2 separate regions of the Homo sapiens genome follow, and region 2 is linked to region 1. The links are chromatin loops, found by intact Hi-C in ENCODE. Cell type or tissue: endothelial cell of umbilical vein. All regions are shown on one strand. Each heading gives the region's core, and the rest is flanking DNA. Links, peaks and the distances in the headings are about the cores only.

Region 1 (8,792 bases), core at 472-8,471:
GAAACCCTTGGCAGTCTGGCCCCGATCTCCTTTCGTGCACTCTTTTCCAATTTCCTGGAAATTAGTCCATTTCCAGATGGGCCAAGTCCCTCTGTTGTGTAAGCACCTCGGTCACCTTTGCCGTGTCCTTCTGTTTGATATCACACCTCCCAATCCTGGAGGCCTGCTTTCTCCACTGAGCTTAAAACCTGCCAGTCTTTGGATGCTTAATTGAGATTTCTTGTCCCCAAGGGCTTTCTTCTTCATCTCTAAACTCAAAAAACCTTCCCCAGCTCTTGACCTTACCATCATTCCTACTCCTTTACCCTTCACTGGTGTGACTCTGTTTAACATCATGTCTCACTAACAAGAAAAAGGGCTTCAAGTTCAGACAGATGTGGGTTCTGTTTTAGGTTGGGTTCCCCAGAGTCAGTTTCTGAATAGTGAGAATTCTTGTCTGAGTGATTTATTAAGGAGAAATTGCAGGAAAAATAAATAAGGAAGTTGTGGAAGGTGGGAGGAGGGGCATAGAAGTGGAAGAAGCCAGGCAAGGGAACAATTTGGGGCAAAGTTTTGGCTCAGCCTGACTCAGAGCTCTAGAGTATAAATTACATGTCTGCTTTTGCCCCTGCTCTGGGCAAGGTTGCTGGGCTTTCCTGCTCCCAACCAGTCACTGTCTAAGAGTCACCAGGGATAGGGGGATAACTTAGCTCCCAGGTCTTGATAGCTCTCTGGGAGCAATGGCAAAGTGGATCTAGGAGCTTCAGGGCAGGCCTGTGAGGAGAACACTAGGAAGAGGTCATTAGATTAGAGGCAAAAACTAACCAAAACAACAACAACAAAAATACAGCCCCTGGAGGAAAGGCAAGCAGAAATGGTAAAGAGGAATGGGAGCAACTTAGGGGAAAATCAGCAGCATCTGCTAAGGGTCGATGTATTAGTCAATTTGCACACTGCTGATAAAGACTGGGCAATTTACAAAAGAAAGAGGTTTAATGGGACTTACAGTTCCACATGGCCGAGGAGACCTCACAATCATGGCGGAAGGCAAGGAGGAGCAAGTCACATCTTACATGGATGGCAGCAGGCAAAAAGAGAGAGCTTGTGCAGGGGAACTCCTCTTTTAAAACCATCAGATCTTGTAAGACTTATTCACTATCATGAGAACAGCATGGGAAAGACTTGCTCCCGTGATTCAATTACCTTCCACTGAGCAAGGAGGTAATAAAGGGACTGGCATGTAGCAATCATTCAGTAAATGTTAGTTGCTTTCCCTGGAAAGTGCCTTGTATTTTATATGTGTTTGCATGTATACCACACCATACTATATTATACGATTCACAATTACACTATTATATTTCTAAATGTGTTACATTCATTCTGTCTCAGGTCTCTTATGTATGCTCTTCCTCCCAATCCCTTCTAGCCTAATGCACTCTTACTCTCCTTTAAATCTCACTCCAGATGCCACTTCTTCCAGGAAGTTTTCTTTGATTTCCAGGCTAGGTCACATTCCTTCCTGTCTCCCTCACAAATTACATGCTGTCAAAAGACCTTAAACATTTTTTATTTCTTTAAGCTCTTATTACTGTTTATTATTCTGAATATACCTCTGTTATTTTTATTAAAATATGTCTCATCTGCATTAGAAGAGATTGTCTTTTTTATCATGTTATTTCTTGAGCCTAATGATTTATTGAATAAGGAAATGAATGAGTGAAAGCATGGGTGAACACAAATGATAAGTCAGTGGGCATTAGAGCAGAAACCCTGGTCATTCCTTGGCACTTTCACCTAACAGTGCCTCAGTAAATGCTTTCTGGTTCGTTGGTTGGTTGGTTGGTTGGTTAGTTGGTTGGTTGGCTAATGGGTTAAATGATACTGGAATGGGATTTCTAGGCCTGTGTCCTAGTCCAGGTTTATTTCTGATTGTGTGTGTTCAGCAAGTCATCATCTCCTCTGCATCTCAGGTTCCCCAGATTTCAAATGAGGTGACTGAATATGACGGTCTCCAAGTGCCTTCTTGGTGCCAGTCCCTAGCTGCCCAGCATGGATCATCTGGGGAAGCTGTGTGGGAAAGTGTTGCTAGGGATTGCAAACAGAAGTCTGTAAATTGCACTCCCATCCATAAAAGGGTTCTCATATATCAGAGTGCTGGGAGACAGATGCAAAGGCTGGGGCAAGACTGCTGTGGAGCACTGGGTGCACCTAAGAGGGAAGAAGGAGCTGGATTTGGCACTGAGCACCAGAGCATAGTGAGGTGGTCATGGGAGCAGCCGAGTTGGTTCAAAACTGCACCTTGCCTGACTTTTTTCCCCTGATTCTGGCCTAAGTACTGCTCTACAGCCATGTGACCTGGGTAAGTTAATATGCTATGTAACTTTTTAATTGCCTTAGCTTCCTCATCTGTAAAGTGAGGTCCATAGGGTTCTAGGAATTAAAAGCCTTAATGCATGTAAAATGCTTAGATTAATGATTGGTGTATAGTAAAAACTCAATAAGCAGTAGCTATTATTGCTATTCTATGGCCACTGCTAATGAGGGAGACACTCTGGACAGACACACAGCTCCCAAGTCTCTGATTCCGTACCTTGGCATTTGAAAAATGCCATTTTGTGAGCTTTGCCACATTGGTGTTGTGGAGAGTATATGAGCTTCAAGGCATGGCAGACCTTTATCCAAATCCCAGCTCTGTAAGCTACTTAATCTCCCTGAGACCCAGATTCTCATTTGTATAATGGGGGATTAAGACTCACCTCAAAGGATTACTCTGAGGGTTAAATATGAATTTATGGAGCACCATGCTTATAAGGCATGGTGTGAAACCCTATGCCTCTTCTCTGTGGTGGCATCGAGGGGCCCTTTGCAGGAGAGCAGGAAGTAAGTGTCCCTCCCATGACATTGTTCTTGCAGAATTAAAGATAAATTTATACTGTGGGTAATAAACTTATGGAATTCATCACTTTGGGATTGTCAGGGGATGAATATGAATAGGCCCAGAAGGATTTAGGAAAATGAATGAAGGCTGGATTCTCAGTGAGTTACTACAGCAGCCATTTCCTAGAAAATGTGTATTTAGGAATAGTGGTCATGCTGAGATGCTCCGTTGGAAAAGAAATAAGAAAGAAATAGGTTCTGCAGTGAAAAGCCTTTGGAGAATGATGCTTACTATATTCCACTCCTACTAAGAACTTCACTTTGGACATCTGCCCAATTGCTGATTCAGCAAATATTTAGAGTATCTAGTATAGCACAGGTACTGTTCCAGGTACTCATAATACTGCAAGGAAAAAAAACCAGATTCCTGTTCTCATGGAGCTTACAGTTTAATGGAAAAGACAAACAATAAGCAATAAACACAATAAATTATGAAATTGTATGGTGTCTTTGAAGGTGAAAATGCACTGGAAGAAAAGAAAAAAGAAAGTTCAAATAAGGGGGATTGCAAATGCCAGGGGCAAGAGGTGTGGGTTATGAAATTCCATAGGGTGGTTAGAGCAGTCTCATCTAAAAGGTGGCCTTTGAGAAAAGAAGAAGGCAATGGAGTTAGACAATTAGCTGTCAGAGAATGTTTCAGGCAGAGGAAAGACCCAGGCCAAAGGCCCTGAGGCTGAGGGATGCCTATTGTGTCTTCTCAGGGAAGGCCTGTGGACCTGGACATAGGGAGAAGGAAGGAGTGAAGTCCTGGGGGCTTTTTCAGCCAATGTAAAGACTTCTACATTACCAGCTTTAGACAGAGGAGTGGCAAGATCTGGCTCAGTGTAAAGGCACTGAGAAGTTCTGCATACTCCTTTAACTTAACCCAGGTCCTCCCAAAAGTGTTTGACCATGGAACTCCTTTTGTTTTCTGTAAAGCCTCTTAACAGCCTTAAGCATATTACACTCTGCCCTCTTTCCCTGGTGGTTCAGATACTCGTTAAACTTAATGTTGTCTGTCCCAAACATTTTGCCTCTGGAATCTTTTCTTTTCCCTTGAAGACCATTAACATCTTGCTTAGCCAGTATTCTAAAACCTCTCTATTCAAGTATGGCCTGTAGACCGGTTGCATCAGCATTTCTTGAGAGCTTGTTAGAGATGCAGAATGTCAGGCCCACCCTGGACACTCCGAGGACACATTAAAGTTTCTATGCACGCTAAAGTTACGAGGTACTGCTCTATGGGATACATGTTGAGAAATGCTGGATTCTAAAGAAGTCGTATGTGTGAGTGGGGGGAGGTTGGGGTGGGCATAATTTTCAGAGAAGTTTATTGTACTTTATATAGATCATTTCCCAAGTGCTCATCTGCCTATGGTCTATCCAAGGTGTTCCTGGAGCTGACTGACTGAGCTGAAATGTCCTACTCACATCCCTCCATGCCTTTAATAATTCATCATGGCTTGAGGCTTCAATTAAAATTCTCTTGACACCTGTTTAGAAGAAGCCTGGGCCTCTTGGAGTAATGAGCCCCATATGTTTATCACTCACATCTATATTCAGACTGCCTATAGCAGTCCCCAAATGCCACTTTCTTTCCACCTTTTAGAATGTCTTTCCTTTCAGTGTCTGAAGTTTCTGGTGTCCTCTAGAAAGACACCCAGATGTTAAAGGACAGGGATGTGCTTATGAGCTAGGAGAATGTCAGGGTTAAAGAGGTGATCCATGCCTTCTGTTTCCTCCACTCTTGTGCTCAGAAACATCCCTTTCTATTCTCTTTGCCTCTCCTTCCTCCATCTCCTTTCAGCAACAGCTATAGTGTCAAGAGCCCATGCCTTGCTTAGGATCAAATGGACTGGTGTTTCCATCTCATCTTCATTATTTCCAGCACCAGCTTAGACAGACAAGTGACAAGATCTGACTCATGCAGTGCAAAGGCACTGTTCTGTCCTTAGAACCTCTTTCCCCCAATTGTGAAGGGGATGCACAAGTGTCTGCATCGTCGGGTGGTTGTGAGGACTACATGAGAAAATCCTGGGAAATTTCCTCTTGGCCCTTTTACGTGCCATGGGCCTTTAATCCTAGGCAAGAGGCTCTAATAATAGAAACTAGGAGACCTAAAAATTGCTTGCACGATGTAGGCGTGTTTGATTGCTTGGTATGGAACAGAGTGAAATTGCTGGGCATATGTGTTGACACTTGATAAGAAACACAGATTCCCAGGTCACCTCATAGACAGGGCTGCACTGGGCCTCCTGCCTAGGCCTGTTCGATGAAGCACCAACAAGCCCCACAGCTTTGTTGCTTTTGCTATGCCCACTGGGACCAGTGAGAGAAGTGCGGTCTTATCCCTGGGAGGAGAGAAAGAGCCAGCATCTGCAGGCGCCCACAGGATGTCAAGGTGAGTGTCCACTCCCCTCCATTGGAGAGGGCTGACTAATCCTCAGTGAATATGATTGCAGCCAGAAAGGGGTTATGGGGAAGGAAGGCTGTGCATTTGTTCTGAGCATGTGTGTGCCTGTGTCCCTTGTTAGAAACCAAAATAGAAAAGAGCATGAAAAGGTCTGAAAACCAGAACTAGTGACAACAAGAACAGACAGCATGGACACATGCTGCCAGGGCCCAAGCTTGCCAGCACAAACAGAGGGCTTCTCAACCTGGGCATTACTGGCATTTTAAGCCAGATAATTCTTTGCTGTGGGTGGGAGTATCCTGTGCATTGTAGAATGTTCAGCAGCACCCCTGGCCTCTACCCATTGGATGCCAGTAGCAAAATCCCCAGGTGGTAACCACTGAAAATAACTCCAGACTTGTACAAATGACTGCTAGGAGGATAGAACTGCCCCCAGTTGAGAGCCGCTGACATACAGAGGGCTGAGTAAATGGGCCCTGTCTTCTCAGTCCAGAAACCAAGCAAAATGCACCAGGGTGGCTCACGAATTTGCACGCCTAACTTCCTCCTCTGTTGCCTCATGGTACATTGGCAGCAGGCAGAGGCCATAGGGATTCCAGGTGACCCTCAGAAGACTGAGAAGAGGCCTCAGTGACACGTTCTAGACACTGCTCTGCTCTCTGACTGTTTTTCTGGCTCCATATCTGGTACCTGAGGCCCAAACGTCATCGAAACTGGGTCCAGAACTGTTCACTGGTGCTCTCACTGATTGGAAACTGTCTGGTGCATTTTGGCTGTTGGGAGCATTTCATCTCACATTGATTTATTATTATATTTTTAAAGACACTGAGATTAAGACTCATCCAGGAGACACTGCTTGCCAAGACATAATTAGGAGAAAATGACAGAGGTAGTAAATATATAATTAACTCTTTTCTTAGTGCTTTTTCCTGGCATTCTTAGTCTATCCACACAGCCTGGGAACAAGTTCTCTGAAATCTCCAGGCAACTAGAGACCAATTACCATCATGTGCACATATTATGTTTTTGAGTAACTGGTATACTTGTTTATATGCAGCAAGTTAAGTGGACAGCCACAAAGATAAACATGGGTACACACACACTCACAGCTCCTAATTGGTTTCTTTTGATTGATGGTTGATTTACTCACTGACTCATTGATTCAACAAAGATTTGGTGCACACCTACTGTGTGTGAGGCACCATGCTGTTTCCACCTTGCTAAAATCTGTCCCTAACTAGAAGACTTTGAGTTCTTGTATATGTATACACATAATGTGTATAAGCATATGATATCAGGGAGTTCTATACACCCATGTACACATACACACATATATTGAGGTTCAGAGAGGCCAAGTAAGTTGCTCAAAGTCACATAGCTATCAAGTAATGAAGCTGGTATTTTGTCACGAGTATGTCTGATTTTCACTTTCCTATACAATCTCCTTTCAAAGCATGCTTCCCAGAGGAGATGATAGTTGAGCTGAATCTTCAAAGGTAGATAGGAATTTACCAGGTCAACATGATAGGAAACGACCTATGCAAAGGCTGGTAGAATTCAGGAACTCCAAAAATAAAATACAGAGAGACACTAGATGCCTTGGGAGGAGCTAGAGAAGACAATATGGACAAGGACCCACTAATGGACGATCTTGTCACAGAACCCATAGCAACGCTGGACTCAGATCTGACTCAGATGTTAATCTGTCTCCTTCAGGAGCTAAAGAAGCTCCCACTTGGAGCTGCAGCCTCTGGCCAGGCCCACCAGCATAAGTTACAAGGTGACCCCAGGCCCATTAAGAAACCAGGGAGCACTTGATTCCAGCCAGTAACTGTCTCCAGCCTTCTCTTGCCCAGGAAGCAGGGACCAGTTAATTGCAGGGTGATCGCCATGTTCTTGCAGAGCATTTAATGTAGCATGTAATTGCAGGGTAAATAAATACAGAGCTATTTCCAGCTCTCAGCCCAGTGCTGCAAGCCTAGTGGTAATTACGGCTGGGGATTGGCTGGGTGCAATTTCCAAGCAATGGCTCCAGGCATGAACTGGCTCAGCCCCAAAGCAGGCCCAGTCTGCTCCCAGGAGAACAAGGATGCAGATCTGTCTAAGCTTCCCATTTACTCAGGTGCTTAGCATCTTAGTTAGCTGCTCTGGATTCCCCAATACTCTAGCCCACAACTGCTTCTTGAGGCTCCTCAACCTTCCGGTTGGTGCCAATTCTCCCTGATAGTAGTGGTTAAGATGCCTGGCCTGGAATCAGACGGAAGTGAGTTTGTATCAAGCCACTTCCTCATACAAGGCTATGTGACCTTAGATAATGTTGCAATTCTCTGGGCCTCAAATTCCTCATCTATAACATAGGGATACAAATAATACATATGTCATAAAATTGTGAGGATTAAATAAGATAATGCATGTAGAATGTTAAGCATGGTGCTTAGCTCAGAATAAGTGCTAGATGTTAGCTAATCTTCCCCCCCTCCCTTCTTTCCTTCCTTCCTTCCTTCTTTCTTCTCCTCTTTCCCCCTTTCCACCCTCCCTTCCTTTCTCTCTCCCTTCCTTCTTTCTTTTCTTTAGAAACTGTGCAAGAGAGGAAAGAACATACATTTGAGAGCCCAAAAGACCAGGGTTTAAGTCCTGGTTCCACCAATTCCTTGCTGTTTTGGTCTTCGAACAGCCATTGAACTTCAAGCCTCAGTTTCCTCGTGTGTTAAGTAAGAACAGTACCACCCACTTCACCAAATCATTGTGAAGATCAAGTGAGATCGCAGTCATCAATGTTTTTGTAAACTGTGGGCCAGGCAAAATGAAAACTTCCTGCTCAGAGTTTAAGCCTGTGTCACAGACTGGGTCCCCAGGAAGGAGACTCTGAGATAGATATTTACTTGCAATGGTTTATTAGGAAGAACTCATAAAATTACACTTGAGGGCTGGGTGCGGTGGCTCACGCCCGTAATCCCAGCACTTTGGGAGGCCGAGGCAGGTGGATCACTAGGTCAGGAGATGGAGATCATCCTGGCCAACATGGTGAAACCCCGTCTCTACTAAAATACAAAAAAAATGAAAGAAAAAAAATTAGCCAGGCGAGATTGTGCACGCCTGTGGTCTCAGCTACTTGGGAGGCTGAGGCAGTGGAGTTGCTTGAACCCAGGAGGCAGAGGTTGCAGTGAGCTGAGATTGTGCCATTGCACTCCAGCCTGGTGACAGAGCAAGATTCTGTCTAAAAAAAAAAAAATTACACTTGAGGAAGGGATGGGGAGAAAGCAGGATTAGACAGAGGGAGAAGCTGAGCTGTGATGCAGTCTCAATGAGCATCTTACCTGATGCCATGGGAAATGTGAAATGGAATGAGCCTTCAGAGTTGTTCCAGACTGGGGAAAGGGGCTCAGGCCTCAATGTCTTTCCATGGATCAATCATTGGATGTGAACCACCCTGTAAAGAAGGCATGATCTGGAGCAAGGCAGCTCTCTGCAGTCAGGGTTAGGG
Region 2 (8,792 bases), core at 592-8,591, 60 kb after region 1:
TGTAATAATACAGGCACTAGATGGCACCCCCTGAAGCTTAGGCTATTTTGGCTAAGGTGAAGGAAATGCTTTGCACGGCAGGCAGTAAACCTAGAGATGGATTCACAATGAATTAATAGGAGACAGGAAGGCCAGAGTCAGGGCACCTCCTCCTTGGACAAGACTGGCAGGACAAAGGGCACTTCCTGTCCTCCTGAGGCTGCTGTCAGAAGAGAATACTGGGCTGACCCTGCAGCGGGATCTTCTGCTCAGAGCCCACGAGATTTGTTGTTGCGTTTGCGTAAGTGGGGATCTCAGCAGGGAAGCCTGTATACTCTGAAATGCTTCAGAGCCCCAGAAGGTGATGAATGCAAATGCAATCCAGGGCTACTTGGTGAACGTTGAATTAACTGTAGAAAATTACCTAAATGAGGTTGGTGAGTGAAATGTAAATGAGCCCAGGCTCCGCAGGAGCTAAGGAAAGGATCACAGTGGGAGACACAGTCAAGTAGGAGGTTGGGAACTTGGGAGTGAGCACTAACCTAATGTAGAAAGCCATGTAAACAGCTCGGTCGGGGGCAGTGGCTGGGAGGGCAGGGCAAGGCAAAGGGGCTGGCGAGCTAACTGGGGAACAGAGCTAATGAGGGAACAAAACAGTGGAATGGTGAGCTGAGCCAGTCTCCTGCAGATTCTGACCATCCAATGGGGGGTCTGAGGGGAGGCAGAGATTCACTTACTGAGGCAGTTTAGGCCCCAGCAACTCAAATAGCGTTCTTGTGCACCCTGGTTAAGGCAGTGCTATCTGGTTTGAGTAAAAGCATGCGAGTGGGTGGGTCATGATAAAGATGCCAAGAAAGAAGAAGGAAAATTTCATGAGAATCCAAGAACGAGCGCCTCCCTACATGCAGACCTCCCAGAAACGGGCCAGGAGCAGGAAAGGCTGATGTTTGCAGCCTCGGTTACCTAACAGACTTTCAGGCTTCTACTACTATTACTTGCTGCAAACTTCTATTTTGCCTGGTTAGTCCCTCAGAGTCTCATCTCTCCCCTGACATCCCCTCCTCCATCTGTGGATCTGCTCCATTTTCCTGCTGGCACCCGCTGACTCCCTGGACTCCCACATGGCTCCTGCACCTCGAGAACTCTGGTTCATTGTGGCCATTGCCCAGCTCACCCCCATGTACCCCTGAAGTGCAGAAGCTCCACCCCTCCGGAGCCCTGACACTACATTTCCAAGAGAGGGGTCTGACAGGCACAGTTCATCTTTTGAGGTGAAGCTCAGAGCCCTTGCTTCCTGCCCAGTCTATGGTTTGGCTGCACTTGGGCCAGCTGTTGACCCTAGTCCAACCAAAGAGTGGGTCATATCATAAAGAGCATAGGTGTAGAGGATATGGGAGGAGGCATGGGTCACCTTAGAGCAGTGATTCTCCACAAAGGGTGGGAACCACAACAGAGCTGCACAGTTCTGGTCAGCTTTTACCACCCACCCCTGAAGTGCCCCTGCCCCCCACGCTGCAGAGTCCCTGCCGTACCAGGACACTATGCTGGTGGGAAGAGGCACAACTGTCCAGCACATTGAGTTAGAACACCAGGAGAGCACCTTCGAAAGGTCGCCAATGGGCAGCAGGGTGGCATCTCTGAAATAACATGGGTTTCCATGAACCAGAGCAGGTAGTTCTGTCTCAGAAATGCAATAATTGTGGTTTTTTTCCAGTTGGCAGGGGGAAAAAAACCAAAAAGCTAAGACAGAAAAGCCTCCCAGTTAAGCTTTTCTCCCATATGTTTTTCTTAAACCTTTGGTGCCTCCTACTGTTTGCCTGCTGTCACTCACTAGAGGATGACAAATGAGCACACAATTAGCAAAATTAGCGGACAAATATTATCAAACAGCTGATACCTCTTGCCTAGATTTGAGCTGTTGTTTGTGTGTGAGTCAACCCATGTGTTAACGGCTGTAATTTGATATGGCTTATGCATAACATAGTCATATCTAACTGATGACATTGCTTCTGATTCTCAGGGGTAGGCAGGGGAGGGCAGGAACTGTGGAATAAAAGCAGCGAAACTGATTTGACTTTCTGGGTTTGATTCACTGCTTCCCAACTTGCTGAATGACACTGGGCAAGTGATCTAACCTCCCTGAGCCTCAATTTGCTCATTTATGAAATGGCAACAAATAATAGTGTCTTAATTCTTTTGGGCTGCTCTAACAAATACCATAGATTGGGTAATTTATTAACAGTAGAAATGTATTGCTCACAGTCCCGAAGGCTGGGAAGCCCAGGATCAAGGCAGCAGCAGATCAGGTGTCTGGAAAGGCTCCCTCTGTGCTGCATTGATAGTGCCTATTGCTGTGTCTTCACATGGCAGAAAGGGTGAAGCAGTTCCCTTCAACTTCTTTTATAAGAGCACTATTTCTGTTCATGAGAATGTAACCCTCATGGCTTATTCACTTTCCCAAAGCTCACACCCAGCTCTTACTACCCTCACATTGGAGAGTCAATTCTTCCAACATAAGAATTTTGGGAGGACACCAGCATTCAGACCTTAGTGAGTGATCACACAGGTTGAGCATCCCTAATCTGAAAATCCAATATTCAAAATGTTCCAAAATTGAGGCTAGGCACAGTGGGTCATGCCTGTAATCACAGCAGTTTGGGAGGCCAAGGTGGGAGGATCGCTTGAAGCCAGGAGTTTGAGACCAGCCTGGCCAACATGGTGAAACCCTGTCTCTACTAAAAATACAAAAATTAGCCAGGCATGTTGGCACATGACTGTAATCCCAGCTACTCAGGAGGCTGAGACATGAGAATCTCTTGAACCCAGGAGACTGAGTTTGCAGTGAGCAGAGAGATTGTGCCACTGCACTCCAGTCTGGGCAACAGAGCGAGACTCTGTCTCAAAAAAAAAAAATCCAAAACTTTTTGAGCACCAAGATGACAGTGCAAGTGGAAAATTCTGTGCCTGACCTCATGTGACGAGTCACAGTCAAAATGCAGGCACACAACAAAATGCAGGCACACAGTGGCAGGTAATCAGCCTGCCATTGTTTGCTATTGCTCTTGCTTAATAGCAGATACAGGTATTCTGGTGATGCTACTGTGCTGCTCGGTTACCCCGAATACATGATTTTTCCCACCGTATTAATGGTCTGTCCTATTTTTTACTCTTAAGTACTTATGCATGAATCAGTATAAGAAAATGGTTGCTTTAGGTAGCATCAAAATTCAGAGTCAGGAATAATGGTGGCACAAAGCAACCACAGGTTGTCCACATGGGTGGCTGAGATGGTGACACCCTTGCTTTCTGATGGCTCAGTGTACACAAACTTTGTTTTATGCACAAAACTATTAAAAATACTGTATAAAATTATCTTCAGGCTATGTGTATAAGGTATATTAAAACACATATAAATTTTGTGCTTAGACTTGTGGCTTATCCCCAAGATATCTCATTATCTATATGCAAATATGTATTCAAAAATCCCAAAAAAAAAGTTCAAAATTCAAAATACGTCTGGTCCCAAGCATTTTGGATAAGGGAGACTTAACCTGTAATACTTCCGCAAGGTTTTTGTGAGGATTAAGTGAACTACTCCATATAAAGCACTTAGTACAGTGCTCAAAACATAAAAATAGGGTGACCTACATTTGTATTTTTAGACCTCTCAATTGAATTAAATAACAGTATTTTTGCTTCTGTAAAGAGGACACAAACTTTCAGGTACTCAACCACCTAACCGAGTTCAAGAACCCCCTGACTTCGATGATAGTCTATGGGGCTCCCAAAACATCACTGCAAGAGATCTACTAATGTTAACAGTGATTATTTCCTGTATTTGGATAATAATTTATTAGAGTTAGAGCCTTCTGCATCTAAAAAAAGTCTTGTCATTGCGGGGCACATACACATTTTGTGACTTCTTAAGATCTTTTAAATATTGCTATAGCTCAGATCTTCCACTGGCCAAAGAAGTATTGTGAAATCCAGTGGCCACCCACGCAGCCTTGGGTAGAGCAGGGTGGAAAAGGGGAGTGACAGTGCTGTCAATGGATTGCAGCCTCCATACCATGGGCACAAGAATGGCCAGGGCAAGTCAAAACTGAACCCCAGTCTGGGAGGATTTGGAAAGTAGACACCCAGAATTGGATTTAGAAGAACCTGGGCCATGGAAGCAGAGCTGCCCCAGCCATGAGGGGAACGTGGTGCCCAATCCCAGAATGTGGAGTGGGGGATCCTCAACCCAACCTTTCTAAGGTAGGAGTGGGGCTTTGAGGCTGAGGTCACACTGGGCAGCAGACGAGGCCACATGGCCACAGTTATCGGGAGAAGAGAGCTATTGTGACTTGCACCACACTCCCCTGAGAGGTCTAATCCCCATTCTGCAGTCTTGGAAGAAAGAAGCTCTATGTGGCCTTCTCCTTTGTTCTGTACACCAGAAGCAGGGACTCAATGGTCATTTGAATGCTATGGTCCAGTGATTTCTGGGTTACCATTGGCCTTCCCTGGAGGGGAGGACGAGAAGTGTCATGCATGGGGTGCCTTCAGTGCATTTTGCGCTTATATTCTTCTCCTCATTCAACCCTTGTGCAAGTTGGTATGGAGATATGACCACCTCCCTCTTACAGATGAGAAATGAGCATTGGAAGGGTTAAGGAACCAGGCAAAGGTCACATAGCTGGACTTGAATCCAGATCTGCTGCCTTCAACCCTTTCTCTGCCCATGCACTGGAAAGGCCTGAGGCATCAACCCTGCAGCATGGTGGCCAGAGAAGCAGGGAAGGCAGGAAGCCCAGCCCTGGGTACACTGGCCCTGAGTTCTTCTGCTCAGCTGAGTATAGAGACAGTAAGCTGGGAGGTGGGCATGATGGATCTCTGACCTCTGACTGCCTGAAGTGTAGGGGTCAGGAGGCACTAAACAAGAAGTGACTGTCATGGCATGTGTCTGCATGGTCATCACGAAGCTTGCTCTTCTTCCTTCACTGCCCACCACACCTCTGCAGAGTCTGGGTTCCAGTTGAGGGTAACTTAGAATGACAGGGTGCTCACTGGCCCAAGGCCACAGCAGCAGTGAATTGAACAGCCCGAGACAGCAGGCAGCTTTGTCCAAGCACATATGGCCAACCAGCACTTGCATCCTCTCTCTGCTGTCCACAATGCCCGGATTAAATCAAAAATTCCCATAGGAAAGGGAGAAAATGGGATGAAGGGAAAGATGACAGCGTCTCCACAGTTATCCACTTCACACTAGGCAAGTTCCTAGATATCTACGGGGAAATAGAATTTTGGGAGGTGGAAATTTGACTTTAAGTTCTCTAGAGAGGCTCCCAGTTAAAGGAAGTGTATGGCGAATGCTTTCCTAGCATGAATGCATTTTCTCTGCCCTCTAATTTATCCACTTTGTAGTGCTGAGAGTTTTGTCAATGTAGTTACTGCCACACCTGGCGGACTCCATGTGTTCTGTTTCAGACACCATCCTGAGCCCCTGGAGAGCAGACTCTGGCTCCTGCTTAAGCCAGCAGAGCAAATGGGTGTGGCTGCTTTGCAAGCCCGCTCTGCAAGCCTCACTCCAGGGTTGGGGAGAACCCCAGGAGGAGCACGCTGGGCTGTTCCTCACAGCGCAGTGCAGGAGAGTCAGGTATTGTGAGGTTCCCACCAACAGTGGTGACAAATGCCATTTATTAGGGGCTTTCTTGGCCAGGCCATGTGATAAGCATTTTGTAGACTTGCTCTCTGACCTGCCCCATAAACCTGAAACTTAGATGTTTCAGCAGATGAGGAAACAGAAATAAAGAGAGGGATGGGAGCAGGGGCCAGGGATTCAGACCTGCTGAAGATCACACAGCTGGTGGCAGTGAAGCTGAGATCTGAACCTGGCCCATTCTGCCTGTGAGTCCGGGGCTCTCTTCCCTGTATCTTCTGCCATGTAGTTGCTGGGTGGGCATGAGGTAGGGAATGGAGTCAATGGTGAAGCAGGAGTCTAAGACTCAAACTCCCTGTAGTCTAGCATGGGCTGAGAACTCAGGACGCCCCTCCTCCCCTCTCATACTCTACTATCTTCTTTCTGCCCTAACTCACACCTCATTGGTGGCTTAAGAGCATTTTTACACCTGTTTGACATATCAAACACTTTCCAGAGTTCCCTTTCCAACTGACATTATTAGCCAGTGATCCCTGAACCCTGAGCCCCACTCCCCGGCCCCACAGCCTCCTTCTATAAACATGGAAAGTGTATAAGAGAGAAATCATTTTCCCTATAAATAATTGTAAGGTCCAGCCACAAGGAGAAGCAGTGCATTTTGCAGAACTGCTGTGCATTCTGAGTTCAGCAATTTGTGGCCCAGACTTGGTAACCTGTTTCTTCCTTGTGGTCTCTTCCTTGGTAACCTGTATGACCCTGAGAAGTCATTTTATTTCCATCTGTAAAATGAGACCCTTGGACTGGGTGATGAATAAAGTTTCTTCCAACAATATTAGTTCATAAGTTTCATATAAATGTGGTTGGGTAGATGGACAGAACAGTCAGCCTTGAGAACGGCAAATATTTCTCAAGCTCAGGCAGTACTTGTTCATCAGCCTGTCATCTGCCAGGAGCCCTGAAGGTCTGAGAGGAATGGCCTCATTTTCTCTTTTGGCACAGAACTCTGGCCAGCACTAGGGCATCACCCATTTTCCATCTTCTGCTGGTAGACGTTCTTGGCAGAAAGCCACTCAAAGCCAAAGAACTCCCGAGCTCCAGGAATCCCGCAGGTTCCATGTGCTCTTGCTTTCCTGTTTGCTGGGTAAGCTGCTGTGGTCATCAGGCTTCCCCACTAAACCTCTCTAGGATAGAAGTGACATTGCAAAGAAGGGCTCCAGCATCTGCACTGGTGCTTGGAGCTGGAGCAAATGCGCTCTAGAGGACCCTTCACAGCATCTGCCACGCAGCCTAGTGGGTAGGACAAGAGATCCCCAGCCAGCTGAGATAGGAAAAATCAACATGATCCTCACCCTGTCTAATTCTTACACTTGCCATTCGTGAGATGGTGGCATATCAAGGTTGAGAACATGTGTGTTGGAACTCTGGGGTTTAGATGCTTTGCCTTTGACCAGCAGTAGGAAAGTTTGTTAATAGAACAAATCCTCAGTTTTCACAGTGGAAAATGGGGTGGGGTTAGTATTGCTATCTATCTCCTAGAATTGTTTATAAATATAATGATATTATATGTGTAAAACATATAGTATAGAGCCTGATACATAGTTCACATTTGTAGAATGTTCATTATTTTACTGATTCATCAACATATCCATGTCTCTCTCCACCTTATAGAATTAGAACGTTCGCTCCTTGAGAACAGGGATCTTCTCTGTCTGAGTGACTGCTGTATCTGTAGCACCTAGAACAAAGTGAGGCGGTATTTTTGAACAAATAGGATTTGCCAGGGGGCAAGGGTTTTTCTGAAATGCTGGACTTTCAGTCTGAAACCAGTGAGAGGTCTGGGTTTGTAGAAATAAGTTGGTTATCCTACAAAGAAAAGAAAAGGAAGGAAGGAAGGAAGGAGGGAGGGAGGGAAGGAAGGAGGGAGGGAGTCCTCACCTTACAAATGAGAAAATGATGGGACAGAGAATGTATTGAACTTGTCTCTGACTCCACCACTAACAAGCAGCCGAGCAAGGATTCAATACTGGTCTTAATCACCAAGTCATAATGGGAACTGGAGAAGTCAGCAAAGTGTTAACACTTTGCTCTGTCACATTGCCAAATTCCTGCCCGACTTGGTCTCAGTTTCCTCACCTGTGAGATGAGAGACTTTGACAGTGCAAAGTGGCCCTGGACCAATGAGGGGTGCATGCCTGAGAATGTTCCCAGGCCCGTCAGCTGCTATGGGCAAACCCCAAGCACCAATTCCATTGTTAATCATTTTCAGCATTGCTCTTGGTTGGTTGGAGGTAGGGAGGGGCTGCTTCAAGAGAGAGGGAGGCAAAGCCCATTTGATAATATTCACTCCTCCTTCTCCTGGGAAAATTCCCCATAATGAGCTTAGTTTGAGCCATTTATCTTGCAGACTTCCCACCTTGTCAGAGATGTATGCCAGGTCATCAGGACTGAATGCACTGTGGTCGTAACTCCCCATCTAAATTCCAGAGTCCATTTTGCACAAGGATCTTTAAGACAATTATCTTCATCTTTTTCCCTCCTTAAATACTGGAGTGTTTTCCAAAATTAACCAGCACAGAACCTCTCTATGGAATTCTCCACGTGCACCCCACCTACCTCTCTACTCCTCTGCCCCAGTCCTGCCCCACCATCCCTCCAGGACGCCTCACTTGCCTTCTGTCCCATGTCCCAGCTCCCCTTGCCTTGAAGCTCCTTGGAAATATATGGTCTGTTACACTGTTTTGGCATTCCTCATGCATGATCCCATCCCCTAACCAAATTGCATATCCTGCAGAAATACTACTAAAAACAATGATTACAAGTTATATGTTTTCCATACTGTTTAATCATTCAGTAAATAACAGGTATCATGGTAGGACCTCTGCTTGCATTATTTTATTTACTCTTCACATCAACACATCAAAGTAGACATCATTACACTGGTTTTATAGGTGAGGCTAAGAGAAGTTAAGAAACATGCCCCAAGTCATACAGCTAGTAAGTGAAGAGTCTAGACTCAAACTCAGGTCTCTCTGACTTCATGCTATCAACCATTATACTCCTCAACCCTCTGTGGGGAGGGTCATTTAATTTCATGACACAGCGAACGTGAGACACAACAAAAAATAATAAGTGCACAGTGACATTAGCTAACATTTATTAAGGGCTCACATTA

The links. Hi-C counts contacts between places; a loop is a spot of excess contacts. Peaks named below come from ENCODE experiments on the same cell type or tissue, not always from the same donor. Only the 100,000 strongest peaks of a DNase experiment are listed, where the experiment ranks them.
Region 2: it touches region 1 in a loop (7-fold over the local background); 4 of 110 quality-filtered maps call a loop at or near these places.

The regions. Positions count from the first base shown.
Region 1 is chr17:33,980,691-33,989,482 of GRCh38, reverse strand. It overlaps LOC107985038 (a long non-coding RNA gene), which reads left to right and starts at 2,118. Exons shown (of 2, transcript XR_001752840.2): 1 at 2,118-2,338. It also overlaps a transcript of ASIC2 not described here. In endothelial cell of umbilical vein, for the core only: no CTCF peak of the experiment used is centred there; no DNase peak of the experiment used is centred there.
Region 2 is chr17:33,921,033-33,929,824 of GRCh38, reverse strand. It overlaps a transcript of ASIC2 not described here. Among named protein-coding and RNA genes, the nearest start is that of LINC01989, 260 kb to the left of the region's middle. RefSeq lists an enhancer at 312-813. In endothelial cell of umbilical vein, for the core only: no CTCF peak of the experiment used is centred there; no DNase peak of the experiment used is centred there.